2 separate regions of the Homo sapiens genome follow, and region 2 is linked to region 1. A link is a loop called in an ENCODE intact Hi-C map of the cell type or tissue named here. Cell type or tissue: dorsolateral prefrontal cortex. All regions are shown on one strand. Each heading gives the region's core, and the rest is flanking DNA. Links, peaks and the distances in the headings are about the cores only. Region 1 overlaps QSER1 (glutamine and serine rich 1). Region 2 holds the start of DEPDC7 (DEP domain containing 7).

The links. Peaks named below come from ENCODE experiments on the same cell type or tissue, not always from the same donor. Only the 100,000 strongest peaks of a DNase experiment are listed, where the experiment ranks them.
Region 2: a loop joins it to region 1, with 2.1 times the contacts of the local background. A loop is called at or near these places in 11 of 110 quality-filtered maps.

The regions. Positions count from the first base shown.
Region 1 is chr11:32,951,516-32,967,818 of GRCh38, forward strand. QSER1 (glutamine and serine rich 1) reads left to right here. Exons shown (of 13, transcript NM_001076786.3): 5 at 2,342-2,664; 6 at 3,781-3,897; 7 at 4,473-4,606; 8 at 6,354-6,571; 9 at 14,785-14,922. LOC105376615 (a long non-coding RNA gene) reads right to left here. Exons shown (of 4, transcript XR_931167.2): 3 at 5,210-5,251; 4 at 4,823-4,939. Among named protein-coding and RNA genes, the nearest start is that of DEPDC7, 56 kb to the right of the region's middle. In dorsolateral prefrontal cortex, for the core only: CTCF peaks have their summits at 9,242 (motif pointing right) and 9,447; no DNase peak of the experiment used is centred there.
Region 2 is chr11:33,008,599-33,024,901 of GRCh38, forward strand. It overlaps DEPDC7 (DEP domain containing 7), which reads left to right and starts at 7,280. Exons shown (of 9, transcript NM_001077242.2): 1 at 7,280-7,430. The coding sequence starts at 7,358. LOC105376615 (a long non-coding RNA gene) reads right to left here and starts at 7,192. Exons shown (of 4, transcript XR_931167.2): 1 at 6,679-7,192. RefSeq lists enhancers at 2,893-2,952, 3,233-3,282 and silencers at 7,125-7,174, 7,495-7,554. In dorsolateral prefrontal cortex, for the core only: no CTCF peak of the experiment used is centred there; DNase peaks (open chromatin) are centred at 7,243 and 7,763; H3K4me3 peaks cover 2,526 bases; H3K27ac peaks cover 1,648 bases.

The DNA.
Region 1 (16,303 bases), core at 5,404-13,403:
GGGAACACTGCCATCTTAACAGTGTTGCGTCTTCTCATCCATCAACATGGGATGTTTTTCCAGTTATACAGATCTTCTATGATTTCTTTGAACAGTGTTTTTATAGTTTTTACAATGTAAGTTTGCAGTTCTTTTGTTAAATTTATTCCTAAATATTACTTTTGATGCTATTAGAAATGGAATTGTGTTCTTAATTTTATTTTTTGGGTTGTTCACTGCAAATGTATAGAAATACATGTGATTTTTATATATTGGTCTTGTACCCTGCAATCTTGCTGAACTCATTTTTTAGTTCTAATAGTTTTTTAGTATATTCCTTGGGATTTTTTTTTTTTTTTTGAGATGGAATTTCGCTCTTGTTGCCCAGGATGGAGTGCAGTGGTGAGATCGTGGCTCACTGCAACCTCCGCCTCCCAGATTCAAGCAATTCTCCTGCCTCAGCCTCCCAAGTTGCTGGGATTGCAGGTGTGTACCACCATGCCTGGCTAATTTTTTTGTATTTTTAGTAGAGATGGGGTTTCACCATGTTGGCCAGGCTGGTCTCGAACTCCTGATCTCAGGTCATCCGCCCGCCTCAGCCTCCCAAAGTGCTGGGATTACAGGCGTGAGCCACTGCGCCCAGGCCTTGGGATTTTCTATATACAAGATCATATCATCTGCAAATATAGCTTTGCTTCTTCAGATATCCTTCTTAGGAGGAAAGCATATACAGTTTTCACCACTAAGTATGATGTTAGTTACTGATTTTTTCTAAATGTCCTCTGTAAAGCTGGGGAAGTTCCCAGGCTGTTGAATGTTTTTATCATAAAAGGGCATTACATTTTGTCAGATGCTTTTTCTTCACCTATTGAAATGATCCTGTGCTCCTATGCTGTTTTCTATTAACACAGTGTATTACATTGATTTTCAGGTGTTAAATTAACTTTGCATTCCTAAGATAAATCCCACGTGGTCATATTGTATGATTCTTTTTGTATGTTGGTGGATTTGCTAGTATTTCATTGTGGGTTTTTGTATTTATATACTAAGGGATATTAGTCTATAGTTTTCTCATGCTGTTTTTGTCTGGTTTTGGTATTGGAATAATACTGGCCTCACAGAATGAGTTGGGAAGTGTTTCCTCCTATTGTTTGGAGTTTATAAAAGATTGATATCTTCTTTAATTGTTGATAGAATTATCCAGTGAAGCCATATGGGCCTGTGCTTTTCTTTGTGGGATGTTTTAAAATTACTTTTTTTTTTTTTACTTTGTATTGGGGTATTCAGATTTTCTATTTCTTCCCAAGTCTTTTTTTTTTTTTTTTTCCTTGAGACAGAGTCTCTTTTGCCCACGCTGTAGTGCAGTGGCACAGTCTTGGCTCACTGCAATCTCTGCCTCCCAGGTTCAAGCTATTCTCCTGCCTCACCCTCCTGAGTAGCGGGGATTAAAGGCGCGCACCACCACGCCCAGCTAATTTTTGTATTTTTAGTAGAGACAGGGTTTCACCATGTTGGTCAGGCTGGTCTCAAACTCCTGACCTCGTGATCTGCCCGCCTTGGCCTCCCAAAGTGCTGGGATTACAGGTGTGAGCCACCGTGCATGGCCCCAATCTTTTTTAGTATTTTGTGTCTTTCTAGGAATTTATCCATTTCATCTTAAGTTATTTAATTTGTTGGCATACAGTTTTTCATAGTATTACTTTATAATCATTTTAATTTTGATAGCTTCTAGTGCTGTTTCAGAATGTTTTGGGTTTTTTTTTTTCCCACATGTATTTGGTTTTTCATCTTCTATGAAGAGTCACAGTTTTGGTTGGCCGACCCTTCCTTATCTTCTATCACTTTCATGTCTTTATTTTTATTATTATTATTTTTTTAAGTAGGGTCTTGTTCTGTCACCCAGGCTGGAGTGCAGTGGCACTATCATAGCTCACTGTAACCCTTGAACTCCTGGGCCCAAGCAATTTTCGCATCTCATCCTCCTGATTAGCTGAGACTACAGGCACACAACACTATGCTCGGCTAATTTTTTATTTTTTTAATAGGGCTGGGACTACAGGTGTGAGCCACTGTACCCAGCCTCTTCTTTTAAAAATAATTTTGCTCTACTTACATGGAATTGGCAGCGGGAGGATAGGTAGATAGTTGCAGGTTTGCAGTCTACTTGTCATCTAGACTTAATTCTCACATCTTTGATTCTTGGAAATTAACATCTGTTGTCTAATTTCTTCCTGTGGTTTTGTTTCAACCAGTTTGATTACAAAATAATCAAGTCTTTCTTTTTAAACTGTTTTGAGTTTTACACAAAACAAGTGTTTAAATATTTGTAATACTGATTTGCATTTGCTTGGTTTTGTTTCAGAAGCCCTACAGGTGGCAACTACTAGCCCAACTGCCAATACTACTGGTACTGCTACTACTTCCTCAACCACTGTGGGTGCAGTTAAGCAAGAACCTCTCCACTCTACTTCATATGCAGTAAATATTCTGGAAAATATAAGCTCTTCAGAATCCTCAAAGCCCATTGAACTTGATGGTCTTCCTTCAGACCAGTTTGCAAAAGGACAGGACACTGTTGCCATAGAAGGTTTTACAGATGAGGAGGACACAGAAAGCGGAGGAGAAGGCCAATACAGAGAGCGTGATGAATTTGTGGTAAAGATAGAAGACATAGAGACTTTTAAGGTGATGTCAGTGTTCACCAGTGTAAAGGTCATAGTTTAGTTAGTGTGCCTGCGATAGCCTTCATTATGACTTCAATAGCATGCATCTACTTTGAATTATGGGAAGTTTTATGCATTATAAGTGTTTGATAAAATCAAAATATTAAGAGTAGATGTCAGATATCATTGAAGATAATTTTAACCTTAACTTAGTTGTACGTATTTCTGTACAAATGTAGTCAGTTGCATTTCAGTATTAGTAATTATAGTAGTTTTAAAATGTTGACTTTTTTCAAGGTTCCCAATTCATTATTAGTAGTTTGGAGAAAATCGTTATTTATATAATTTAAAAGTTTAAACAAAAATAACAGAGAACTATCATGTAAAAGTAGAATTAGATTTAATTTCATAATTTCAAGTTGTATAACCATGAAGAGAATGTAATAATTTTATGTAAGAAAGTTGTAGCTGTGTTTAAAATAACATATTTTGGGGTTTCTGTTTGCTTGCTTTGCTTTTTTGCCTTTTTATGTATTTTTTAAAATAGAGATGGGATCATGCTATGTTGACCAGGCTGGTCTCAAACTCTTGGCCTCAAGCAGTCCTCCCATCTTGGCCTCCCAAAGTGCTGGGATTACAGGCATGTAATCCTCATGCAGTGGCATGAGCCACTGCATACAGCCACTTTTGCCTTTTTAAAAAACATGGGAATGACGTTAAAAAGTGCAGTGAAGAATCCAACATTCAAGTGTCTGTATTCTCACTATTCACAGTTAACTACTTTTAATATTTTAATGTATTTGTTTATGGTCTTTTAAGATATGTATATATACATAGTTATAAAATTGCATATGTAACATAGGACAGTGTCATTAGCAGAAAACTTTCCAATAGTTTTAGCTGCACAAATGGGTAATGGGCTACTTTGTGTGCTAATGAACTCCCTATTTCTGGAATAATTTAAGCAGAGACTGAATAACCTAACCAGCTTATAAGAATTATTGCAGAATATCAGATAGAGAGGTGAGATAAAAGGTTGAGCTAGGGTAGGCCTTTCAGATTCCTTTCATCTCTAATATTCTAAGATCTAAAATATGTTGCTGTGTTTTGTAAGTATCATTAATTCTGGTTATTACAGGAGGCTTTAAAAACAGGAAAAGAACCTCCAGCTATTTGGAAAGTACAAAAAGCTTTATTACAGAAATTTGTTCCTGAAATTCGAGATGGTCAAAGAGAATTTGCTGCTACAAATAGTGTAAGTAAAATGCATGTTTACATTAGCCTTATTTTGACAGTGGTCCTGAGAAAAACAATGATTTAAATATAGAAGTATTTTATATTGAATATTTTTGATATAAAGTAGCATATAATTTGAACTAGAATATTGATGCTCTTTGATAGTCTAATATAAAAATAAAGTCATTTGTTAAATATCAGCTATTTAAAATTAAATGACCTTGTACTATTGTTTAACTTTTTTTTTTAATAAAGGAAAGGGATTAATGTTAGCCTATGAAGAGTTCAGATTGACTCAGAGGCTCCTTTATATTGATTATTCTACTAGTCAAATATCCTGATTTACCAGAAGACTGATGGAAGTTATTCTGTCATACTTAATGTAGCTGGAAGTAAGAATATGCCAAATGAGATTGCTTGTACATATGAAATCAATAATGAGCCTGGGATCAGTTTTTGAGGGTAAAATTAGCCTGGCCAGAGCTGCATTTTAGAAAACTTGAAGGTTGGCTATGGGATAGTCAATTGAACAAACAAAGTAGCATTTGTATCTAGATTGTTCAATTATGTAACTCAAAGTGTTTCCTTCCTCAGTATCTTGGATATTTTGGAGATGCAAAGAGTAAATACAAAAGAATATATGTGAAGTTCATTGAAAATGCAAACAAGAAGGAATATGTCAGAGTGTGTTCTAAAAAGCCAAGAAATAAACCTTCACAAACTATCAGGTATTTGTTTTCTTAGGTGATATATTTGTGCATATATATAGGTGTATTATTGATGATACCAATGTACAAAGGAGCATATCAATTAAATAGATTTTTTTTATTATACACAAGTCAAAAAATTTCAGTGCCTGATGAAATAAGTGATTCTTTTGAAGGCATGAGATGGGCACTGTAAAGCTCATGGCTATCTGTGGTGGGTGGGTGCCCTTTTCTTTTCCCTAAGTCCTTTTGGTGTCATCCCAGTATTGTGAAAAAAAATTGTAGAGGCAAAAAGTTTGAGTCCAGCTTTATGTGACTTAGAGAAGACAGCTTTCCTGAAGCTCCCTTTTTCATCTATAAAATGTAAATAATATAATGAAGTAAATTAAATTTAAAATAATTATTGATAAAAAAACTATAAGAACTACATTACTGTACAAGTGTACACAGTAGAATTATTATTGTGTATTAATGTGACTCTGGGTTGTCTGGAGCATGAATCTGGAAGATAACTGACTTGACCCTGTGGTCTGCATGAGAAGCAGGTATGACCGTAGATGTTCTTACTCCAGTGCCAAGTAGGTCCAGTTTCATTAACATTCCCACCTACTGGAAGCAGCTTACCTTATTTTTATGATGGAATTTTATCCACTCAAATCTTCAGACCTGGAAGAGAGCAAATCTTTTTTATTTGAGACAGGGTCTCACCCTGTCACTAAGGCTGCAGTGTAGTGGCATGATCACGGCACTGCAGCCTCGACCTCCCAGGCTCAGGTGATCCTCCTGCCTCAACTTCCCAAGTAGCTGGGACTACAGGTGTGCACCACTGTGCCCAGCTAATTTTTATAGGGATGGGATTTTACCATGTTGCTCAGGCTGGTCTTGAACTCTTGGGCTCAAGCAATTTGCCTGCCTCAGCCTCCCAAAATGCTGGGATTACAGGCATGAGCCACCATACCCAGCTGGCATACAGCAAATCTCGAGGGACTCTAGGACAGATGCATTTGGGTTTTTCTTTTTTTTCTTTTTTTTTCTTTTTTTTTTTTTTTTCTTTTTTTTGAGATAGAGTCTTGCTCTGTCGCCCAGGCTGGAGTGCAGCGGCGTGATCTTGGCTCACTGCAACCTCCACCTCCCGGGTTCAAGCGATTCTCCTGCCTCAGCCTCCCGAGTAGCTGGGACTACAGGCGCCCGCCACCACTCCCAGCTGGTTTTGTATTTTTAGTAGAGATGGGGTTTCACTATGTTGGCCAGGCTGGTCTTGAACTCCTGACCTCAAGTGATCCACCCACCTCAGCCTCCCAAAGTGCTAGGATTACAGGCATGAGCCACCGCGCCGCATTTGGGTTTCTACATCAAAACCTGACACCACCAGAGCCTGTGAGAGTTTCTTAGGGTCAGAGCTAGATATGGCAATTACGGTTATAACATTCATTACCTTCCTAAGCCCACTGATCATCTGTTGTACAGCCTCATAGTCTCTGGGAAATAAGTCCATAAATCAAGGAGGGCAATGAAGAAGTAGAAATAAGGACTGAACTAAAAGTCCCTTAATAACTGAATATTGAATGCTTCTGGTGAAAAGAATGTATTTTAAGAAAATTTTATGGGAATCACCATTGAGATGTATATAGGACTTGGACTGTATATTTTGAAGGTATTGGTGAGAGTAATTAGATAATCTTCTCCTGTGATTCTCTTTTATTTTTCTATTTTATTTTAGTTTAACAAGATTTCAGTGTGTTAATGAAGTTTGTTTATAACATTGCAGAACTGTTCAAGCTAAGCCAAGTAGTAGCAGTAAAACTTCTGATCCTCTAGCATCAAAAACTACAACTACAAAAGCCCCTTCCGTGAAACCCAAAGTTAAACAGCCAAAAGTAAAGGCTGAGCCACCACCAAAGAAACGGAAAAAATGGAAAGAAGAATTTTCATCATCCCAATCTGACTCATCTCCTGAGATCCATACTAGTAGTAGTGACGATGAGGGTGAGTTTTCCGTGAAATGGCTACCCTGATAACTTTAGATTATCTACATGAGTGGTGAGGAGCAGGATGCTGACAATTCAAAATGTATTTACTTTTCAGGGAATTTATCTACCTAATAAATTCTGTTTAGGTTTTTATGAAAGTAAGTTCACATTCCCTGAACATACCAACTGAAGCACAGTTGGCCCACACATGCAGCCTTGTAAATAGAAAAGGCAGAACTTACCTTAGTAATGCCAGTTATCTCAACTCTGGATAAGATGGAGGTTAGATCAGATGATTACTAAGAATCATCTAGTTCTAAACTTTTTTTTTTTTTGAGACAAGGTTTCATTCTGTCGCCCAGGCTGAAGTGCAATGGCATGATCCTAGCTCACTGCAGCCTCGAACACCTGGGCTCGTAACTCTCCTACCTCAGCCTCCAAAGTAGCTGGGACTATAGGTGTGCACCACCATGCCCAGCTAATGTTTCTTTTTAAGATATGGGCTCTTGCTTTGTCACCCAGGATGGTCTCAAACTCCTGGGCTTAAGCAGTCCTCCTGCCTTAGCCTCCCAAAGTGCTGGGATTACGGGCATGAGCCACTGCGCCCCACCTAGCATAAACATTTGAGTCTAAGTTTATGCTAGAAGAAAAGAATAACTAAGCCTAGGAAAGGGGCACTCAAATTATAATATAGTAATATATTTAATAACGTATGCCACTACATTATTTAATAAATGCTTACTACTATATATCTGCCACTAGCTAATCATGTACCTATAACGAAGGTAGGATATCCTCTCTTAGTTTTCTTGTTTTATAAAATGTAAAGGTTGAAATAATTTGTTATCAAACTTCTTGATCTTAGAACCATTTTACATTCTTAAAAATTATTGAGGATCCTAAAATGCATTTATGTAGGTATATCTATTGATATTTACTATATTAGAAATTAAAACTGAGATAGTTGTAATACATAAGAATATACCAGCACACAAAGCATGGTGTACAATATATGTAAGAAATTTCAGGTGGTTTAGTAGTGTAGTACAGAGGTTGCCAAATGTCTTGCAGACTGAATCTGACCCTCAGCCTGTTTTTATAGTTTTATTGGAACACAGCCGCATAGATTCATTTGCATATTTCCATACAGTTGCTTTCCCACTACAGTGGCAGATTTGAGTAGTTCTACAGAGACCATATGACAAAATCTAAAATATTTACCTATAGCCCTTTACAGAAAAAGGTTGCTGGCCCCTATTTTTCTAGAACATAAAGTAGAATTTAAGAAAAGAGGAAGGGATGATGAAAGACCTTGTATGCCATAATAAAGCTAAAAAGCTTGTGATCCTGTAAACAAATGAAAGTCCTTAGAGGGATTTATAAGGGGGAAACAATATGGTGAAATTTAAATTTGAATTACAAGACATAATTCAGGCATAAATTGAGTCTGAACCTAAGTAGTGGCAGCAGGGATGGAGATGAGGGGACAGTTTTGAGATATTCAGGATGTAATTTTGGCAGAACTTGAATGGTGAATTAGTTGTTGGGGCTATGGTTGAAGTTGATGTCCAGGATGGTTTCTGACATTACAAGTATCATTGCTTGAGAGATTATCTTAGAAATTATCTGATTAGAAATAGAACCATAATAAAAAAAATTCTTCAGTGCTGAAGTCTACTTTAAATTTACCGTTTTTATTTTTTATTTTTTGAGTCAAGGTCTACTCTGTTGTCTAGGCTGGACTGCAGTGGTGCACTCATGACTCACTGTAGCCTCGACCTCCCAGGCTCAAGTGATCCTCCCACCTCAGCCTCCTGAGTAGCTGGGACTACAGGTGGGCACCACCACACCCAGCTAATTTTTAAATTTTAATCTTTGTAGACACAGGGTCTCACTGTGTTGCCCAGGCCGATCTCAAACTCCTGGGCTCAAGCAATCCTCCCACTTCGGCCTCCCAAAGTGCTGGGATTATAGGCATAAGCCACTGTGCCCAGTCTAAATGTACTGTTTGTAAATGCTATTTGTGGGCAAGTGCAGTGGTGCACATCTACACACCCAGCTACTTGGGAGGCTCAGGAGAAAGGATTGCTTGATCCCAGGAGTTCAAGACCAACCTAGACAACATAGCGAGACCCCATAGCTTAAAAAAATAATAATAAAAAATAAAGCTATTTGTAAATGGTTGTTTAGAAATATATACATCAGGCTGGGCATGGTGGCTCATGCCTGCAATCCCAGCACTTTGGGAGGCTGAGGAGGGTGGATCGCCTGATGTCAGGAGTTTGAGACCAGACTGGCCAACACGGTGAAACCCTGTCTCTACTAAAAATACAAAAAAATTAGCCAGGTGTGGTGGCAGGCACCTGTAATCCCAGCTACTCAGGAGGCTGAGGCAGGAGAATCACTTGAACCCAAGAGGCAAAGGTTTCAGTAAGCCAAGATTGCGCTATTGCACTCCAGCCTTGGGCAACAAGAGCGAAACTCCATCTCAAAAAAAAGAAAAAAGAAATATATAATCAGAATAGGTAAGGAAATTCAGTGCCTTGAATATGCATAGAAGGCATTATACATAATTTTTGCAGTTAGCAGTCTTGCCTACTGCTTAGAATCAAAACGTTTGTTCTGAATTTGCTCTCAATTATAGTTTCTTCAAATGACAAGGTAACATTTTCTTCCCTTGGTAATTTGAGTGACCACTAGGTGTCACTAATAGTTAAGCAAACATTTTTAGGCCTTTTTGTTCCTTGCTTTACATTCTCAGGCTAAAGAATGTATTTAGTTCTCTTAAGAAGTCAAATATTGATAATAAACATATATTCATAGGCTGGTGATTTTCAGACTCTTTGTTTCAGGACTCCAATGGAATCTTCAAACACATTGAGGATTCCAGATACTTTGGTTTATGTGTGCTAAATCTATTGAAATTTACTAAATACCAATTCAAAGTTTTAAAATATTTATTTAAAATGAACCCATTACTTATTAATGTGAGGTGTTTTTTTTAAAACAACTATACTTTCCAAAACTAACAGTATTTAGTGAGATAAGTGCATATCTGCTTCTACATTCAGTTTGTTATTATATGTTATTTTGGCTAAAGTATCAAGAATATCCGTACTTAACTGAGAAAGCAATGGAAATACTCCTCCTGTATGTAGTTAGGAAAAGGAGGAGGATTTCAATTGCCTTCTCAGATACTCATAGATACTCCTGATACTGACAAGTAGTAGTTTCTTGAGTTTTCATGCTATTACATTAAAATCTATTGGTTTGTCTTAACTTTACATATCTCTCATCCATGCATGGTTTTATAACATTGTTCATTGGTCATGTGAAAATATTAGTTAGCTCAGTGATATAGATCTTCCAATAATTAATTTTTTTCACACTTTAAAACACTGTGGTTAAATATAAATTTGCCTTTTTAACCATTTTTAAGTGTACAATTTATTAGCATTATTTACATTCACACTGTTGTATAACCCTCACCTATATTTCCAAAACTTTTATCATCCCAAACAGAAACTGTAACCATTAAGCAACAACTACTTATTCTCTTTTTTCTCTAGCTACTGGTAACCTCTAATCTGTTTTTCCTCCAGCTACTGGTAACCTCTAACCTATTTTTTGTATTTGTGATTTTGCCCATTCTAAATATCTCATATAGGTGGAATTATACAATATTTTTCCTTCTGTGTCTGGCTTCTTTCACTTAGCAAAATGTTTTCTAGGTTCATCCATGTAAAAGCATATATCATAACTTCATTCCTTTTTATGGCTAAGTAATATTCCATTGTATGTTTACACCACATTTTATTGATGGTATTTGGGTTATTTCCTCCTTTTGGCTAACTGAATAATTGGTGTAATGAACATTGGCATACAAGTATCTAAGTTCCTATTTTCAATTTTGGAGGCATAGACCTGAAGCAGAATTGTTACTATTGTCACATAATAATCCTATGTTTAGCCTTTAGAGGAACCATCAAACTGTTTTCCACATGGTTACACCATTTTATATTCCCACCAGGAAAGCATGACGGTTCCAATTTTTCCACATCCTTTGCTAACACTTGTTATTTTCTGTTTGTGTGTGCGTCTTTTTAAAGTCATCCTAGCAAGTGTGAAGTGGTATCTCATTGTGGTTTCAGTTTGAATTTTTCTAGTGACTAATGATGTTGAGCATTTTTTCCATGTCCTGAGCATTTTTTCTATGTCCTTATTGGCCATTTGTATATCTTCTTTGGAGAAATGTCTATTCAGATCCTTTGCCCATTTTAAACTGGGTTATTTGTCTTTTTGTTGTTAAGTTGTAGGAGTTTTTTAATATATTCTGGATATTAAACCCTTAATCAGATACATAATTTGAAAATGTTTCCTCCCATTTTGTAGGTTGTCTTTTTCACTTTCTTGATAATATCCTTTGATGCACAAAAGTTTTAAATTTGGATGAAGCCCAATTTACTTATTTTTTCTTTTGTTACTCAGCTTTTGTTCACATAGAATCCATTGCCAAATCCAAGGACATATTTACTCCTACATTTTCTTCTAAGAGTTTTATGGTTCTAGCTCTTAAGGTCAGATATTTCATTTTACACTATCAAAAAATAGCACTCATCAATTCTATGAATGATCTCATTAATGAAGTCTTTACAAATTGGGAAGCTCAGACTCACAGTGGGGATAGAAGATGTCCAGAACTCTAATTTTCACTTGAAATCTCAAATTTTATCATTGGCAACAAATACCATCAGTTGTTTTCCTTGAATGAGCAGATTCTCTTAATTTATTTTTAAGAATAAATTAAGGTCTGCCAAATACCCAAGTCTGGATAGGCATAGTGTATCTGTCAGTCATTCTTTCAAATAAAAATCTTGTTTTCTTGGGGGAAAGAATGGCTAGTTTATCTTGTAACTCACACAACTGTATGGGTGCTCCTCCTGGTCATACCCATTATATTTATGCAGAAGTGCTTTATGTGTACCTGCTATTTCATCACACAGAATATTAAAAAGACATCTATTCAAGAATAGAAATTTCATAAAATTAATAATTACTTCTTCGTCAAGGACTATTAATTTTTATTTTGTTTTATCTTTTTTTGAGACAAGGTCTCACTCTGTCACCCAGGCTGGAGTGCAGTGGTACAAACAAGGCTCACTGCAACCTCAATATCCCAGGCTCATGTGATCCTCTCACCTCAGCCTCCTGGGTATCTGGGACTACAGGCGCTAATTTTTTTGTATTTTTTAGTAGAGACAAGGTTTTTCCATGTTGCCCAGGCTCTGTTTGTTTGTTTGTTTGAGACGGAGTCTCGCACTATCGTCCAGGCTGGAGTGCAGTGGCGCGATCTCGGCTCACTGCACCGCCTCCCAGGTTCAAGCGATTCTCCTGCCTCAGCCTCCCGAGTAGCTGGGATTACAGGCGCCCGCCATCATGCCTGGCTACTTTTTTGTATTTTTAGTAGAGATGGGGTTTCACTATGTTGGCCAGGTTGGTCTTGAATGCTTGACTTCGTGATCCACCCGCCTCGGCCTCCCAAAATGCTGGGATTACGTGCATGAGCCACCGCATCCAGCCTTGCCCAGGCTCTTTTTAAATTTTGTATATTTAGAGAGAGGTCTCACTCTGTCACCCAGGCTGGAGTGCATGGTGTAATCATAATTCACTGTAACCTCAAACTTCTGGCACAAGCAATCTTCTCACCTCGGTCCCCCAAGTAGCTAGGACTGACTACAGGTATGCACCACCATGCCCAGCTAATTTTAAAGTTTTTTGTAGAGACTGGGTCTTACTATGTTGCCCAAGCTAGTTTTAAACTCCTGGCCTCAAGCCATTGTCCTGCTTCAGCCTTCCAGAGTGCTGGGATTATAGGCATGAGTCACCTCACCTGGCCCTAAGACTGTTCTGGTTGTTAATTAAGAGATGGGGTCTTATTCTATCACCAGCAGGAGTAGAGTGGCACCTTTTTAGCTCACTGCAGCCTTGAACTCCTGGGCTCAAACAGTCCTCCTACTTCAGGCCCCCAAGCAGCTAGTACTACAGGCGCATGCCACCACACCTAGCTAACTTAAAATTTTTTTTTGTAGAGACAGGATCTCACTATATTGCCTGGGCTGGTCTTGAACTCCTGACCTCAAGCAATCTTCCCACTTTGGCCTCCCAAAGTGCTGGTATTATAGGTGTGAGCCACCATGCCCAGCCCCTAGGACTATTCCTAAGTGAAACTTTTTCCCCCTCCAAATACATGGTAGTGAGTGACATGACAAAGTCATGCAAAGTATATTACTGTTAGTACAGTTTGTTGTCATTGCCTTGATTCGTGGGGTAAGGCACCATCAATTTTACCCAGTAGTAGTTTTGCAAATGGCAATGCAGTGAAGAAAGTACATAGTATCTTAATATTATCATGAAAACAGTTTTGATATCAGAGACCACCAAAAGGGTCTTGGGGTCCCCCCTGGGGTACAGTTACTTTAACAGCTGCTATTTAAAATACATACACCTACTATAGGCCAGGCACGGTGGCTTACAGCTAATCTCAGCACTTTCAGAGGCTGAGACAGGAGGATCACTTGAGGCTGAGAGTTCAAGACCAGCCTGGGCAACATAGTGAAACCCTATCTCTAAGAAAAAAAAAAAACACCATATATATATATATATATATATACACACACACACACACACACACACACACACACACACACACACATACACACACATAAACGCACACTATATACCCACAACATTAAAAATATTTTAAAAACTGCTATTTAAGGGTGTGACTTGATTATATATTTGAATACAAAAAGTCAAAATTGAAACAAACTTTTTTTTTTTAGATGGAGTCTTGCTATATTGACCAGGCTGGTCTTGAACTCCCAGGCTCAAACAATCCTCCCACCTCAGCCTCCCAAGTAGCTGGGACTACAGGTGTGCACCACTGCACCCAACAAGTTAATGTCATAGTTCTTTCCATTGGATTTGAATGAAATTTTCTCTGTGCACAGGCTGTGTTTACATTAAAATGATTTTTTTCTTTTTTTCTTTTTCTTTATGAGACAGGGTCTTTACTCTGTTTCCCATGCTTGAGTGCAGTGGCGCAGTCACAGTTCTCTGCAGTCTCAACCTCCGGGACTCAAGCAATCCTCCCGCCTCAGCCTCTTGAGTAGCTGGGAATAGTGGTACATGCCACCACACACGTGGCTAATTTATATTTTTTTTAATTGAAACGATGTCCCACTATGTTGCCCAAGCTGGTCTCAAACTCCTGGGCTCAAGCAGTCCTCCCACCTTGGCCTCCCAAAGTGTTGGGATTACAGGCACGTGCCACTGCACCTGCCATACTTTAAACATTTTTAATACATCCTAGGCAAGAATTTTATAGTAATTTATGTCTAGGAATAAAAAGGAAATCTATGTATTACTCATACATTGGATGTCATACAATTTCTTTACTACTAAACAGAGAAACCATCAAGACTACAGTAGCACCACCTAGCAGCAGATGTCTGTGGTGGGATCCAGCAGAAGACAAATAGTTTCTTACCCAGTCTACTTTTTCTGGTGTTGGGCTTCAGAATCACCTAGGAAGGGCCAAGCGTGGTGGCTCACGCCTGTAATCCCAACACTTTGGTAGGCTGAGGCAGGCAGATCACCTGAGGTCAGGAGTTCAAGACCAGCCTGGCCAACATGGTGAAACCCCCTCTCTACTAAAAAAATTAGCCAGGCATGGTGGTGTGTACCTATAATCCCAGCTACTCGGGAGGTTGAGGCAGGAGAATTGCTTGAACCTAGGAGGCGGAGGTTGCAGTGAGCCAAGATGGCGCCATTGTACTCCAGCCTGGGCAACAAGAGTGAAACTCTGTCTCAAAACACACACACACACACACACACACACACACACACACACACACGAATCACCTAGGAAGCTTTTTAAGAGCATAATACTTAAGCTTCATCACCCTACCACGACCACCACCACTACCAAAGATTCTGTTTTAGGAAGTCCAGCAATCTGGTTTTTGTTCTATTGTTAACAAAGCTCTTCAGTCATTGTCATGTGCAAACCAGCTTTGAGAACCTCAGACCTTTTAAAGGTAAGGTGAGAAAGTCTTGAATTTGAAGAAATTGTATCTGCAATCTGCTTCTAGGGTCTCGTTATAGAGAAAAGTGTTTTTAAAATTGTCAGGAAGGAAAATTTAATATTTAACCCTTTCTCCCTCCCAGAATTTGAACCTCCCGCTCCCTTTGTCACTCGCTTTTTGAACACAAGAGCAATGAAGGAAACCTTTAAGAGCTACATGGAATTGCTTGTTAGCATTGCCTTGGACCCTGACACAATGCAAGCCTTAGAGAAGAGCAATGGTACAGTCTTCTAAGTAGTACTTCCTTGGTAGTACTTCCTGGAATTAAAAAAAGAAATCTTGTCTGTTAGTTATATGTTTATATGTGACTTGTGTAATATATACCTATAAATTGTCAGTTAAATATATAGCATCTTAATTCCATAAAATGGTCATATCTTTTCATGCATTCTCTGAATATTTGAACTTTTATTGCTTTCTACTCATGGGAAAATTGTATAGCTTCTAACCAGTTTCTTCCAATTCTAGAATCTAATCATCCTCATAAATAGTTTACTAAGTGTTAGTATTACATGAAAGGTCTGTATGTCAGTATATTTTATTTTCCAATAATTGGAAAGATGAACCAGATAAAAGTGGCATAAAGATTAAAATCATATACTTGTATCTTTTGTAAAAGATACATCATAGCAATTATTTTCTAATCAGTTAAAATTAGTATTAAACCAGTAAATGCACTGGGTTATACCAATTAATATTATTCCTTTTAGTTATTTGAGAAATCTCCATACTGTTTTCCATAGCAGTTGCACTAATTTACATTCTCACCAGCAGTCCCAGTACTGAGTATCTACATAAAGGAAAATAAATAATACCCAAGAGACACCTGCACATGTGTTTATTGCAGCACAGTTCACAACTGTAAAGATATGGAAAGTGCCCATCAGCCGATGAGTGAATAAAGAAAATATAGTGAATACTATTCAGCCATAAAAAAGAGCAAAATAATGTCTTTTGCAGCAACTTGGGTGGAACTGGAGGTCATTATTCTAACTGAAGTAACTCAGGAATGGAGAACCAAATATCACATGTTCTCACTTATAAGTGGGAGCTAAGCTATAGGTACACAAAGGCAGCGTGGTATAATGGACATTGGAGACTCAGAAGGGGAGAGGGTGAGAAAGGGGTAAGGGATGAAAAACTACTTATGGGGTACAATGTACACTACTTGGGTGATGGATGCACTAAAATCCCAGACTTCACCACTATACAGCTCATCCATGTAACCCAAACCACCTGTACCCCTAAAGCTATTGAAATTTTTAAAAAGTTTTTTTTAAAGAAGAAAATAAAAGGTACAGTAAGAATATGGCATTATAGTCTTATGGAACCACCATTGTATATGTGGTCTGTCATTGTCAAAAATGTCATTATGCAGTGCATGACTATATACTGTTTTATTATGTTCACATACTTAGACATATATTCTAATTTAACCTTAAAACAACTTAGACAGCCATTTTGTGGATTAAGACAGGTTCAGAGAGGTTAAGTGACTTGCTTAAGGGCCCACAAACTTGAAACTGGCAGAGAAAGGATTAAAATTAAAGTCTTCTAATTTCTGGTCTAGTGCTTTTCTTACCACCTAATCAGAGACAGTA
Region 2 (16,303 bases), core at 2,844-10,843, 55 kb after region 1:
TACTGTAGACATTATGTTGTAAATATTGGTCATCATATCTATTAGTTTGTAATTAATTGAAGCTTGTATAAAACAAAAGAGTAAAACAGACCTTTAATGTACCCCATGAGAAGGGTCATTATTCATTTATGACTTATACAAAGGTAAAAGGGGGTGGACCACGGATAACTGGAATACTTGTGCAAAATACCTATGGTGAATATGATTTATTCTAATTCTTCCATAGCACCCATAGATTCAAACAAATAAGAAAACTTTTAAAGTCTTGTATTCGAAATTATATGAGGGGTAATTCATTATTAAGACTAATTTATTCTTCAGTCTTCTATGATTTAAATATACATGTACAAGTAAACATGTACAGAAATTAACACTAAAGATTTTATGCTTCTTTCTGAAGAAAACTTAGGATATACCATTATATCAAATAAATATATAGTATACAGAAAATTGTATATTTGAAATTTTTTAAATTGAAACTTACTGTATCTAAAATAAATACTTTATTTATTCAGGCATTCACAAAAATTATTGCGAGCCAATTATGAACCAGATTCTGAACTAATAACTACTAAGGATATAGCAGTGACGAGAAAAGATAAAAATCTCTCCTGTCTTGGGATTTACATTCTGTGAAAAAAATCCTTATTAGGTAAAAGGAAACTTTATGAGGTGTTAAGAAGAATATCCCTCAAAATGTGCTTCTTTGAAATTCTGTATTGTAATCATCTGCAGTGTATGTTAAAAATGATGCGGGGGGTGGGGGCAGGGCCGGGCGTGGTGGCTCACACCTGTAATTCCAGCACTTTGGGAGGCCAAGGTGGGTGGGTTTGAGACCAGCCTGGCCAACACGTGAAACTCCATCTCTACCAAAAATACAAAAATTAGCTGGGCGTGGTGGTACACACCTGTAATCCCAGCTACTCGGGAGGCTGAGGCAGGAGAATCACTTAAACCTGGGAGATGGAGGTTACAGGGAGCTGAGATCGTGCCATTGCACTACAGCCTGGGCAACAGAGCAAGACTCCATCTCAGGGGAAAAAAAAAATGATGCAGGGGCCAGGCGCTGTGGCTCATGCCTATAATCCCAGCACTTTGGGAGGCCAAGGCGATTACCCCTCATATAATTGCTTGAGCTCAGGAGTTCAAGACCAGCAGGGGCAACAAAGTGAGACCCTGTCTCTATAAAAAATACAAAAATTAGTCAGGCTAATTTTACTCGGGAGGCTGAGGTGGGAGGATGGCTTGAGCCTGGGAGGCAGAGGTGTGGTAGTGAGCCAAGATCACACCACTGCACTCTAGCCTGGGCAACAGAACCAGACCCGGTCTCAAAAAAAAAAAAATATGCAGACCAGGCACAGTGGCTCATGCACTTTGGGAGGCCAAGGGGGAAGATCTCTTGAGCCTAGGAGTTCAAGACCAGCCTAGGCAACGGAGCAAGAACCCGTCTCTACAAAAGAAGGTTAAAAAAACTAGAAAAAAATAGGCAGGCATGGTGGTACATGACTGTAGTCTCAGCTACTTGGGAGGCGAAGGTGGGAAGATCACTTGAGCCTGGGAGGTTGAGGCTGCAATGAACTGTGATCAAGCCACTGCACTCTGGCCTGGAAGACAGAATGAGACCCTGTCTCAAAAAAAGAAAAAAAAAGATGCAAATTTGTGTATTTTATCACAACGGAAGAGAAAACAACAGAGATTCTCAGGGTTTCTACCCCAGAAGTAGTAAATCAGAACACAGTGTGGGGGACAGAAAGCTACATTTTTAATGGCTTCTATACACACTATCATTAGAAAACTTTCTCTTTGAATGTGTTTTTGAGTATTTCTAAAGTCTTCATAGACCCAGGGTCTTTGAGTGCATCTAAAAGGCCATCATAAGGACATCCAAATCTAAATTATATCTTCCAAATTATGAGCAGATGGATGTAAACCTGTTGAAATGCAGTCATTTGAACAAATGTGTACCAAATAATGCAAACTATCTCTGAGAAAAATCTTCTTTCTTAAGGGACAGAAGAGAATATTTTCAGTGTGGTGTATATTTAATATTGAAAGCCTGGGCAACAAAGTGAGATCTCTTTTCTGCAAAAAATTTTTGAAAATTTAGCCGGGCATGGTGGTGCACTACTACAGGCGTGACTATAGCTACTCGGGTGGCTGAGGTGGGATGATCACTTGAGGTGCAGCCGGGGAGGTTAAGGCTGCAGTGAGCTGTGTTCACACCACTGCACTCCAACCTGAGTGACAGAGCAAGACCTTGTCTCAATAAAAAAAAAAAAAAAGTAAAGATATAAAAATAAAAAAGTCAGCCTCAAGGCTAGTATCAAGGCTACCTTTGCCCTTCCAAATACATCCATCATGTAATGTACTATTGCTCAAAATTTATTTGATGGAGGAAAATCTTGCTATGTATCATCCTTTCTAGAAAACAGGTTTTATTCCCTTCTGTTTTCAGTGCCCAGTTGCCCTACCATTTGGCACCAAAATTGGGAGTGTATATGAGAGGGGCAAGTTTCCTAAACTCAAATAGTCTACTACTATGGCAATTTTTGGTAGGTTGAGCCTTGATTAGGGTATAAGCCTAAATTTTTTTTTTGTTTTGTTTCTGTTTTTTTTTTTTGTTTTTTTTTTTTTTTTGAGACACGGTCTTGCTCTGTTGCCCAGGCTGGAGTGCAGTGGCATGACCTTGGCTCACTGCAACCTCTGCCTCCTGGGTTCAAGCAATTCTCCCTGCCTCAGCCTCCTGAACAGCTGGGATTACAGGCGCCCACCACACACTTGGCTAATTTTTGCATTTTTTAGTAGAGACGGGGTTTTGCCATGTTGGCCAGGCTGGTCTTGAACTCCTGACCTCAGGTGATCCACCCACCTCAGCCTCCCAAAGTGTCGGGATTACAGGCATGAATCACTGCACCTGGCCTGAGCCTGAAATTTGAGTCAGCAAAAATATGAGATGGAAATTTAAAGATTACAACTTGGATGTTTTAACAGTGAAAGGATGATATTATATTGCCATCTTAATAACAAAGTTAAAAAAACTATGGAAGAGTTTTTACTCATCACTGTTTTACAGTGCCACAGAAACAGGAAGTGGGTTGGTGGTTTTTTAAACATTTTTTTGGGTGAATTTTGGATTGCACCAGAACAGACTAGTGAATCATAAACTTTCTGCTCTGTTTCCTACCTCTTGATAGGTTTAGACAAGTTTGATCTTAGACAAGCTTAGATCAAGTGAAGTTTTTCCCATATGCTAAACATATACTGACTTGACACACTTGTTGGTGAAATAATCAATAAAAGTGGTTTTAAAGCACTCTGTAAGTGAAAATAAAAAATACTATGCAAAGATTACAGCTTGGGTGTATGCTGCTGGTAGTTTTATGGCACTGAAAACAAAAAAGGCCAAAGTCTTTGCAGCTGTGCACTGATTAATCAGAAAGGGATGAAAGAAATTTCCTTTCACGTCATAAACTGTGTGATTGTGATACTTGTTAGTTATGAAAGGGTTTTTGTTTTTGTTTTTGTTTTTGTTTTGAGACAGGGTCTCATTCTGTCACGCAGGCTGGAGTGCAGTGGCACGATCTTGACTTACTGCAACCTTTACCTCCCTGGGCTCAAGCGATCCTCCCACATCAGCCTCCAAAGTAGTTGGAACTACAGGCGCACACCACCATGCCCTGCTAATTTTTTGTATTTTTTTGTAGAGATGGGGTTTCGCCATGTTACCCAGGCTGGTCTCAAACTCCTGGATTCAAGCAATCCACCTGCTTCAACTTCGCAAAGTGCCGGGATTATAGGCATGAGCCACCACCCAGGTGGGATTTTTAAAAGAACTTTTTCTATTAGAAGTTACTAAACTTTAAACTTTAAAAAGTAGGAAACTGATATTTTTTAAAGCTCTGTATTTTGATGGGGACAATCAGAGCATCTACTATTTGCCCAGCAATGCACAAATGCTGAAAGAAGTCCAAGAGGTTAAAATATGCTCCATGCCCTGGACAATTTTCCAATTTTTTTTTTTTTTGAGATGGAATTTCACTCCTGTTGGCCCAGACTGGAGTGCAATGGCGCTATCTCAGCTCACTGCAACCTCCACTACCCGGTTTCAAGTGATTCTCTTGCCTCAGCCTCCCAAGTAGCTCGGATTGAAGGCATGCACCACCACGCCTGGCTAATTTTGTATTTTTAGTAGAGACGAGGTTTCTCCATGTTGGTCAGGCTGGTCTCGAACTCCTGACCTCAGGTGATCTGCTAGCCTTGGCCTCCCAAAGTGCTGGGATTACAAGCATGAGCCACCACACCCGGCAATTTTCCAATTTTCTTAGGCAATTAAGATATGTGTGTGCTCCCGTTAGAATGGCGATCATTAAAAAGTCAGGAAACAACAGATGCTGGAGAGGATGTGGAGAAACAGGAACACTTTTACACTGTTGGTGGGACTGTAAACTAGTTCAACCATTGTGGAAGACAGTGTGGCAATTCCTCAAGGATCTAGAACTAGAAATACCATTTGACCCAGCCATTCCATTACTGAGTATATACCCAAAGGATTATAAATCATGCTGCTATAAAGACACATGCACACGTATGTTCACTGCAGCACTATTCACAATAGCAAAGATTTGGAACCAACCCAAATATCCATCAATGATAGAATGGATTAAGAAAATGTGGCACATATACACCATGGAATACTATGCAGCCATAAAAAAAGGATGAGTTCATGTCCTTTGTAGGGACATGGATGAAGCTGGAAACCATCATTCTCAGCAAACTATCGCAAGGACAAAAAACCAAACACCACAGGTTCTCACTCATAGGTGGGAATTGAACAATGAGAACACTTGGACACAGGAAGGGGAACATCACACACTGGGGCCTGTCGTGGGGTCGGTGGAGCAGGGAGGGATAGCATTAGGAGATATACCTAATGTAAATGACGAGTTAATGAGTGCAGCACACCAACATGGCACATGTATACATATGTAACAAACCAGCATGTTGTGCACATGTACCCTAGAACTTAAATTATAATAAAAAAAGATATGTGTGTGCTGTAATAATCAGAGAGTATCAATACAAGCAGGAGATGAATAGTAATGCATTTGATAAGTGCCACAGGTGCTCAGAGAAAAAAAACACACCCGGGTAACCTGGAAAAATCTGTCCAGGGAAGAAAGTGGGAAAAGGGATAGGCATTTCCTATCCCATGGTTGTAGAAAGTATCTGAGTAGAGATGAACATTTCAGCATTCCAGAAGAGGTAAACAATTATTGCATAACCTGGTGAAAAACTCTCTGAAATGTTATATAAAGTATCAAAATGGTCACTGAGGTCACCAAGCTTTTTCAAATATTAGTGTTTTTCAAGATTTGTCTTCTGAGACAGATGAGCTTTTCCCCCCTCCCATGCAGTGAGGGAGGACTTGTGTGTTCATTCAGTTATACAGCACGGGATAAAGTTCATTGGTATACTGGGTGCCTGAAACCAGCCCTGAATGCATCCTCTTTCTGTGTGTAGCAGCCAATTGAGAGATTACAAAGAAAATCCTTAAACAGAAGTAAAGCAGGGTTTTACTACCATCAGGGGAAGAGGTCACATTAAAAAAAGGTTGCCAACTGGTTGGCAACCTTTTTTTTTCTTTTTTGAGATGGAGTCTCACTCTGTCATCCAGGCTGGAGTGCAGTGGCACAATCTTCGCTCATTGCAACTTCCGCCTCCTGGATTCAAGCGATTCTCCTGCCTCAGCTTCCCAAGTAGCTGGGATTACAGGTGCCTGCCACCACACTCGGACAGTTTTTGTATTTTTAGTAGGGGTTTCGCCATCTTGGCCAGGCTGTTCTCGAACTCCTGACCTCGAAGATCCCCCTGCCTCGGGCCCCCCAAAGTGCTGGGACTACAGGCGTGAGCCACCGTGCCTGGCCAGCTTTTTCTAACACTAAGCAGCAGCAACTGGCCCCCACCTCCCACCCACAAACCCAAGTCCCCAGGGGCAGCTTCTTAGTATGTATTCTCTGAAACAATCCCATGTAGAAGCTCTTTCCAATAAGCTAAATAATGAACTCCCACTTAAACACCATTCTAATTTACACCTAAATCACACAAGCATCCTCCTTCTAAGAAGACGTCATAATCGTTTTGAAAATCATTGCAAAATTCCCAAACTTGAAAAAAAAGAAAAAAAAAAGGGCAAGTGTCTGGCAATTGGATTATTGGTCTCTAAGACCACTCATCCTTTCAGAGGTATCCAGCATTGGATCCCTGGCCTGGCTTCAACTTCCAAGTAACTAAGATGTGTCCCATTAATAGCCCTTCCTCCTTTTCTCTCCTCACCTTCACTCCAACCGGCAGCAAACTGTCCCTACCCACCCGACCCACAGTTCCTTTGGAGGCAGCACAGATTTCCTGGCAGCCAGTCCCAGGGTCTTTCGTTGCTGCCCTCCTGTGACCTCTAGACATTGCTCTCCTGGGCCACATAGGATTTGTTTGTTCTGCACAGGTAGGGATGTCTGAAAAACTCGATTATTATTGTTATTATCACTATTACTACTACTACTATGACATAATTTTAAGCACTTACGTTCCGGACGCAGTTACTAAATGCTGAACCTGAATTGGTTCCTATAAACCTCGTTAAAAAACAAACAAACATCTCAGTGAAGCAGGTACTAAACCTACCCCCGCATCACAGGTGAGGACACCGACGCACAGAGCAGTTAGGCAGCTTGCCAGGTTCCCGACTTTTTCTATTTCTTTTTTTTTTTTTTTTTTTTTTGAGACGGAGTCTCGCTGTGTCGCCCAGGCTGGAGTGCAGTGGTGGATCTCGGCTCACTGCAACCTCCGCCTCCTGAGTTCAAGCGATTCTTGTGCCTCGGCCTCCCGAGTAGCTGGGATTACAGGCGCCTGTCACCAAGCCCAGCTAATTTTTGTATTTTTAGTAGAGAAGGGGTTTCGCCATGTAGGCCAGGCTGCTCTCGAACTCCTGACCTCAGGTGCTCTACCTGCCCTGGCCTCCCAAAGTGCTGGGATTACAGGCGTGAGCCACCGCGCCCGGCCTGGTCCCGAGTTAATCTACGGCAGGCCGCGGTTCGAATCCCGCTGGTGTGAGCCGCGGGCCGCGTAGTGCCGGCCCAGGGAACCGCTTTGTCCCCGACCACCGCTCGCGTGGCATCGCGCCCGAGGAAACTTGGATCGCTGGCGCCGCGGGCTACGTTCAGTGGTTGCCAGAGAGACACGTGACCGGCAGCGGGGGCGGGGCCTGCAGGGAGCCACGCCCCGCACAGTTAACAGACGGGCGCTCAGGGAGCTAGGGAGCTGTGAAGCTGCTGGAGGAGTTGGCGTCCGGGGAGCAAGGGCCATGGCCACCGTGCAGGAGAAGGCTGCTGCGCTGAACCTCTCGGCTCTCCACAGCCCCGCGCACAGGCCTCCGGGTAGGTGCCGAGGACTGCCGCCTGGGATGGCGCGGGGCGGGCTGGGGTGCGCGGGCTGGGTCCCGGCGCGGGGCGGGCGGCGTGGGGCGTTCGGCCGCCTGCGCCTGTCAACGGCCGGCTGGGCGAGCACAGCACAGCTGCGACCACTTGGCCAACGCCCCCGCCGAGCGGGCGGATCGAGTTCCTCTCTGGCTGGTGGGCTGCAAGCGGCAGAGCCCGCCCGCACAGCCCAGCTTTTTTCTTTCTACCCAGACTCTCAACTTGACCGCGCGTTGGTCTGTGCGCCCGCTAACGTGCCAGGCACGCGCCGGGGAGCTCCGGGATATGCTCCGCGGTGCTACCGGTGACAAGTGTGGTATCTGGAATTTGTGTAGTTCTTTGCCCCCTGTCTCAACCACAAACCTTGACGACACAGTATGGCCAGGGGCCGAGCTCCTCCCTTGCCCACTTTGTTCTCCAGACTGCTAGGAGTCAAGAGTCAGCTTGTCTCCCCAGACTCTTCCTGGGAGGGATGAGAGGTTTATGTGAGTTCTACTGGCAGGAATTTGGCATAAAAGGTATTTATTAACACTTTATGTATAAGCAGTATTTTAGTGAATAGAAGTTTTTGGCTAAAAAAACAGTTACATGAAATTAGGAGGGAAGTTGGCAAATTCTGCCACGGGCCTAATCGTGTCTTTTGGGGGCAGTTGATTTAGGATTCTGGTTTCTTTAAATGTTCAAACACATGAAGAGAATCGGATATCACTTCTAAAATGCTGGTTATAGCAGATCTACAACCCAGTTAATAGGGGTGACTCAGATAACTGTTAAGATACTCAGATAACCCTTGGCTTTTTTCTTTTGGTTAAGTTACAACTTTTTCCCCTTTCTGGAGCTCCAGTCTGGGATGTCGTAGGAATTAGTTCCCTTTCTGACAAAAGCCTTTCATTTGTAAAAACACCAACCAGTGAAACTGTGATTCCTTCCTCTGGGTCAAATGGGTGCTTCTCAGTGGCCCCACTCTTGTGTTTGACTTACTCACTAATGCTCATTTTAATCTTCAAAATGCTAACGACAGATTATGGTAGAGAACCATTTTTCACTTGTCCTTTTCTAAGAAAAATCATAATATTGACCTTAGTCTGCTTCCATGTAAAGGATTCAGGTAAGCACATAGTGGCCACATTGAGAATGTCTCCTTGATTTATGTTGTGAAGAGAAGACAAATGCTAAGACATTTGGGAATTTAAAACCAAATGACATTGAAAACAGTCTTGAGAAATCTTTTGGGCCCACTTACTCAGTGAAGGAAATTCCCAAATGTCACCTGCTTAAAATAAAAACATGGTACCCTGTTTTCTCTAATAGCTGAAATACCAATTCTGGAGCTTTGGGCATTTGTGAACAGGTTCTTAGATGGTGTAAGGAAGTATGTATTCAGAAATTAAGTAGATAACTCTCTAAGGGAAGAGTTGAAGTGCTGGTTATCAGGAATCAAAGGAACACTGTCCTCGGCACACTAGCTGCAGTGGACGGAGAGGGGCCCGCTGTTGTTCTCACTCGTTTTGCTTGCTACCGCTGGAATCCCGACCTGGTAACATTTGTTAGCCTTTCTTTCACCCTTTAGTTGCCTTGTCATAGTTCCAGTGAGCAAGGTAGTGGGAGCACACGGTTATTGGTTCTTTGCCATTCTCTTTCTGTGTGCTCTGGCAGGCAGCTTTGTACTTTTGTTTCTCCACCGATTAGTAACTCTCACTTACCTTAAAGGGGCTGTAATGACCAGGGACCTGATTTATGTACAAGAAATGAGATCTATATGCCAGTCTTCAGCCAGTATGTCAAAAACACTTGTCTTTTAATACGACAAACAAGAAAGTAGTCTGTTATCCTGTTATCCCTTTATACTGTAACCTAATTCTTTGAGTTTGCCTGGTATCACTTTTCCAGGGAGCTCAAAGTACTTCCCATATGCTGTCTCATTAATGTATGTGAATTAAAGCAGAGACCAATGTCTGCTTTTGCTGATAATTCTCGTAGATATTGTAAATTTTTCTTGTTGGTAGACTTCTTTTACCTACCTGCAGCCTTCTTTTCAGAGGCAATCGCAGTCTTCAGCATGACGCCTCTAATGCCAACTAGCAGGAAAATAAACTTTGGACTACCAGAACCAATATCCAGTAAAAGTGTTGTAATCTTGGGATCATAGTATAGAAAATTTTTCCACTCAGTCACAACTGTCAAGTTTTAACACCATAAACACAATTCTCTTTACATTTATCTATTAATATTTTCATGAGGTTTTGGTTACTATCCAACAAATGTCCTTTTTCTTTGTTGTCTTGACAATTCTTTGTGTGAGTAATATTTTAAAACCTCTTTTGAAAAAATCTTTCTTAAAATTCTCTTAAATCCTAAATGGTCTAGGATTTATAGATGTGTTATTTTCTGATGAAAAGTTAAATCCTCTGGTATGTGTCACATCTTGTCTTCTCATCTCCTGTTGGCCTTTATGTGATTGAATACTATTCAGAACTTGACATTATCATCCAGGTAGTAGGAGTAAATAAAAGGTAAACTCCTAAGGTTGGGGACTGTGTCCTCTGAGTTCAGAGGAAGGAAGAGGAAGAAAGATACCTCCCTTTTCTTTCTACTTTTAAAATAAAATTTTAGATTCACTAAATAGTATGGTCCATTTGTCATAATTAATGAACCAATATTGATACATATAATTATTAACTGAAGTCCACACTTAGATTCCCTTGGTGTTTGCCTAATGTTCTCTTCCAGGATCCCATCCAAGATATTATATTACATTCAGTTGTCATGTAATGAATCTACTCTTCTAGACTGTGACAGTTTGCTCCTTTTGTTTTTAGTGATACATCTGTTAATTTCTGGACATTTTGCGAGACACATTAACATATTGTCTCATGATCCTCGCAATGAGTGAGAGAAGTGGAGTTAGCTCTGTTTTGCAACAGAAAAGTTAGGCAGTTTGCCCAAGATCGTGTTATTAGTAAATGATGGACCCAACAACGGAACTCAGGTCCCTGGGACTGCAGAGTCCACACTGGTCTAACTCTTTGTAGTCACAGCACCTAGCACTGTGTCTGCTGCGTTAACTCAAGTTTCCATGTCTGAACAGTATTCAGTCAACCCAAGGTTTCTTAACCTTGGCACTACTGACGTTTTCTTTGTTGTGGGTGCTGTCTGTGCATTGTAAGATGTTTAGTAGCATCCCTCTACCCACTGGATGCCAGCAATACCCACACTCATTGTGACAATCAAAAATGTCTCCAGACATGTCCTGTTGGGGGTATAATCACCCACTGAGAACCACTGGGTTAACCTTCCTTTAAAAATTTTTTTTATGAACGGGGTGTAGTGGCTCACACCTGTAATGCCAGCACTTTGGGAGGTTGAGGCAGGTGGATCATTTGAGGCCAGGAGTTTGAGACCAGCCTGGCCAATGCGACAAAACCCCATTTCTACTAAAAATCCAAAAATTGTCTGGGTGTAGTGGCGCACACCTGTAATCCCAGCTACTCAGGAGGTTGAGGCAGGAGAATCGCTTGAACCCAGGAGGCAGAGGTTGCAGTGAGCCGAGATCACACCACTGCATTCCAACCTGGATGACAAAGTGAGACTCTGTCTCAAAAAAGAAAAAAAAGTAAGTTTTTTAGTAGTTAGCAATAATTAACAACTAACAAATATTGACTAACCAATTGTATTATATTGAGGCAATCTGTAAGGCAATTAAATAATTTAAACCTCTGTAAACCGCTAGGAAATCTGAAAGAAATCGGGCACTAGCTCACCATCTCTTAAAAGTTTTATGGAGAAACATCAACTGTCTGGATTCAGTTCCTTTTTTTTTTTTTTTTTTAAGTCCAGTCTAAAGACCGAGAATGGAAACAAATTTGTTATATGTTCATTAAGAGGTAGTGTGTTTTATTAATTCTGTGTGTATGTTTACCTTACATTGGGATCCAATTTTATAATGTGTATATTGATCTACTTCTAAAGATTTAATATAATCTTACTATTTGAAGTGATTATACAATTGTTTTCCCTTTAAATAGGTTTTCATAGGTTTTCACAGTAGGACTAGGGTTGCTGACAGGGTGGATTATGGTTGATGCTGATTATCCCTAATTTTTGGGTAAATGTAATTTCTTTACATTTTTAGGGAATTATTATGACTCAGTTATTTAGTGTGAATTCTTAGAAGTGAGGATGATTATTACTGGTACTACACGTATATATAAGTGTTCAATATTATCTTAGAAGTTTAACTTTTACTTTTGGTAAACGTTTTTTATGGTAGAGTTCAAATACATGTGAAGGGCAGCTTTTGAAAAATAGCTATTGTTTTCAAGCAAATAAGGATGAGACTGCTTGAAAAATGAAGGTTAACTAGCCTAGATTTATATAGTGCTTGAGACTATGTGTTGAAGGCTAGATAATCAAATTATTCCTGAGCCTCCTTAGGCAACCTTCCAAAAGGTTTTGTATCTGGTAGGGTCAAATTTGTCCATATGCTTCCTTTCTTGCCTATAGATCTGCCATATTTGGTGTTCAATGTCCTTATCTAAATGGAGGAGATATAATTTCAGTCTTTACATTCCTATAATCAGTTTATTTAAAGACAGGATCTCACTCTGTCACCCAGGCTGGAGTGCAGTGGTGCGATCCTAGCCCACTGTAACCTCGAACTCCTGGCCTCAAGCAATCTTCCCGCCATGGCCTCCCAAAGTCCTGGGGTCAGAGGCATGAGCCACTGTGCCTGCCCTGGCAGTTTAGACCTGAAACTAACCTAAAATATTGTGTTCAACTATTTTATCAGTAGATAAAGAAACCTACTTACAGAGATTGTCTCTTATCCAGAGTTTTTACAGCTGATCTCTAAACTCTTTGATTCCATTTGTTATGATGCTTTTAGAAAATGCTTGACCAGGCTGGGTGTGGTGGCTCACACCTGTAATCCCAGCACTTTGGGAGGCCGAGGTGGGTGGATCACGAGGTCAGGAGTTCCAGACCATCCTGGCCAACATGGTGAAACCCTGTCTCTACTAAAAATACAAAAAAAAATTAGCTGCACGTGGTGGCGCGTGCCTGTAATCCTAGCTACTTGGGAGGCTGAGGCAGGAAAATCACTTGAAGCAGGGAGTTGGAGGTTGCAGTGAGCCAAGATCGCACCACTGCACTCCAGCCTGGCGACAGAGTGAGACACCATCTCAAAAAAAAAAAAAGAAAAAAAAGAAAATGCTTGACCAAATGTAAGGAAGCATCAAGATGTAGATAGTGATGGATTTTAAAAGGTTGTTTAGCTCATATGAAAGTGAGGTTTGAGGACAAGCTGAACCCTTAATTCTGATTGCAAGACTTAAAAAACATTCATTGTCTATTTTTGGTCTCTTAAATCCTGTTTAGAAATCACAGTAAGTCATCTTACTGGGCCATGATCTGCTATACCAATATTCATTTCAGCTTTTAAATGACGATAAATAAGTTTCAAACCATATATGTTCAGCTGGTGAAGTCAGCATTTTAAAAAGCAGGTTATCCTGGTATGGGTTTTGGCACATTTACTTGTCAAGTCCAGGGTACATTGTGTATGAAAGCATCTGTATGAACATGAGCTAGTTTGTGGGTGGTGGTGCTTGAAGGGAAATATCCCAGGATGCAATGGTTGGGAATTAATGGTCAGTGAGAACAGAGGGGACCTGTGAGGGCTGCATTGTATCATGCCTGGAGGACTCTGGAAACCTGTGGTTCACAGGTGTCTACTCTCCTGCTCTAACTAGTTCTTTAATCTTTTATGCAGTGTTATACAACCTGCAGAACCTCCTGATTTCCCACAAGTTAATATGGGGAAATTTATTCTTTACCTCTTAATTCTTCTGTGAAGATTAGCCTTTTCTACTCATTGAGGCCAAATATCCCCTCTCACCGCCCTCTTCAGCTGTCTTACTGATCTGTAATTAATAAGTGACTCAGCCTTGTCATTTAGGATTTGTGTGCTAACCTACTTATAGCTCAAGTGTTATGACTTATGTGTTTCATCTTTATATTATCACTAGTCCAAAAGTCTGTCTCATTGGTTCTTAAAAGGCAGTCTGATTGAAGTTTGAATCTTGCATGTCTTCCTTTTCCTGTCTTACCCTGTGTACTGTGGTAGTATTTATTACAGAATTTATGATATCCTGCCTTATTTTATGAGTAGTGACTACTGTTTTTAAATAGCTTGGTTAAGGGTTCTTAGAGTTTGTTTTATCTCTTGGCTCTCTTAAAGCTGTTTCACTTAATCCAAGTTTCCAGTGAAAGGTTAATGCTTAAACAACTTATCTGATGGCTGACTTTTCATATATTTATGTTTAAGTACTAGGAAACACTAGTATATATTTATCAGCTGTGTAACTGTGGGCACATTTAACTCACAGAGCCTCAATTTCCTCAAAATAGGATTATTAATAATCATTTTGCAGAGAAGCTTATCAGAATTAAATGCGAGAAGACAGAGCCTGTCATAGTGTAAATACTCAAATGTTAGCTATTAATAATAAAGATTTGAAAAATTAAGCAGAAATTGTTTATTTTAAATCTTATTTATAATCTCTGGTATTTTAGGAAGTTAAGAATATTAGTCGCTAACAATGTTTAGGCATTGTGGCTGGAAATAGTACAACTACTCCTGAGTTCTGGATACCAGAAATGACCTGGACTTACTCTGAGATTCCATCAAATGCCTCATTCTTGCTCTGTTCAACAGAGACTAAATACTGTACCAAGAGTAGATCTAATTCCAGCTTGATTTATTTAGTCAATTCTCCATAATTCAGTTCCTGAAATAGCTCACATTATATTTGGAAGACTGGCAACAATTACTTCCATCTTTGTTTAGTACTGGCTTATGAAATATCTTCAAATTTAAAATACAATTTTGACAATTAAAAACAATCTTGCTTATTTTGGGAGGCCTAGGTGGGTGGATCACGAGGTCAGGAGATCGAGACCATCCTGGCTAACACGATGAAACCCTGTCTCTACTAAAAAAAAATACAAAAAATTAGCCGGGCGTGGTGGCGGGCACCTGTAGTCCCAGCTACTTGGGAGGCTAAAGGTGGGAGAATGGCATGAACCCAGGAGGCGGAGCTTGCAGTGAGCCGAGATCACGCCACTGCACTCCAGCCTGGGTGACAGAGAGGGACTCTGTCTCAAAAAAAAAAAAAAAATCTTGCTGATCATTTTAAACCAACGTTATAATAATGGGTAGGTGGTAAATTACCCATCTACTTTTGGTATTAGAAATATACAAATAAACAATAAAGGACTGTGTATTTGTGTATATGCTATTCATTTTCACTATAAAGATGTTTAAATTGCTAGTAGCTACAGAATTATGCTACAAGTGAAATCAGTGTAGTGGTTCAGTGTACTCCTTATATTTATTGCAACGTAAGAGATGAATTTCAAATGACCCACTTATAATTTATGGCTCTAGTGCACTAAGAGGAGTTTTTGTTTATTTATTTATTTATTAGACGGAGTCTTGCTTTGTCGTCCAGGCTGGAGTGCAGTGGCACTATCTTGGCTTACTGCAACCTCCACCTCCCAGGTTCAAGCAATTCTCTGCCTCAGCCTCCTGAGTAACTGGGATTGCAGGTGCCTGCTACCACGCCCGGCCAATTTTTGTATTTTTAGTAGAGAGGGTTTCACCACCTTCGGCAGGCTGTAAAGGAGTTTTAATAATGTCCTTCAGGAGCTTATCTTATGCTTTCTTCATCTTAAACATTCTATTTTGCCTAAAAAAGTAGGAAGATAATTTCAAGTAGCAATTTCTTTAATTATAATTCCCTTTTTTCCTTACCATTGTACTCATGCATATGGTTTTCCTTTCTAGACGATCTTAAAGGAAGTAATAACTTCACCTTCTCTGCCAAAATATCTAAAAATAAAGGAAGTAATATACTTAACATAAATGGGGGCTTAAATTAAGACTGCTGAATTTTCAGAGGATCACTGAAAAGTGTAACACATTAAAGGGCCTACTCTTTATGAAAGGAAAAAAGGGAGGGAGCCAGCCAGCCACCAAGTGAGTGATTCACTGGAATCCATTCCATCGGTTTACAAAAACCCAAGACCTGATTTCTTTCCTATTGATTTCCAAATATCTGCTAATTACAATGAGGAAAAATGTGATAGGATATTTTTGAAAGTTTGTTTTTCTCCTTTTGTGTTTGGCAAAAATCTTGCTTTCTTCTGTGCGTACTCTGTCTTTGCAATAGGTCATAAGCTCCTATAGGGCAGGAACCAAATTGTTACTTTACCGCGCATACAAAGTATTTAACTCATAAGCCTGCATAATAGGAGGCTTTAAAAATATTAGTTTATTCCTGCAATGATTGTGTGTATCAATGTGTATGTGTGTGTGTGTGTATACAATCATGCGTAGTGTAATGACGGGGATATGTTCTGAGAAATGTGTATTGTCAGGTGATTTCATTGTTGTGCAAACATCATAGAGTATAGTTCCACAAACCTTGATGGTATAGCCTGCTACACACCTAGGCTATGTGGTGTAGCCTGTTGCTCTTAGGCCACAAACCTGCAGAGCTATACTGAATGCTGTAAGCAATTGTAACACAATGATAAGTACTTGTGTATCTAAACATAGAAAAGGTACAGCAAGAGATAGGAACAGGAATTTTTAAGCTCCATTATAATTGTATAGGACCACTGTTATATGTGGTCCATCGTTGACAGAAATGTTGTTTTGTGATGCATGACTCTGTGTGTGTGTGTGTGTGTGTGTGTGTGTGTGTGTGTATGACTCATAAGTACTTCAAAATCATATAAAACATGAGCTAAGTCCCAGTACTACCTCTTTC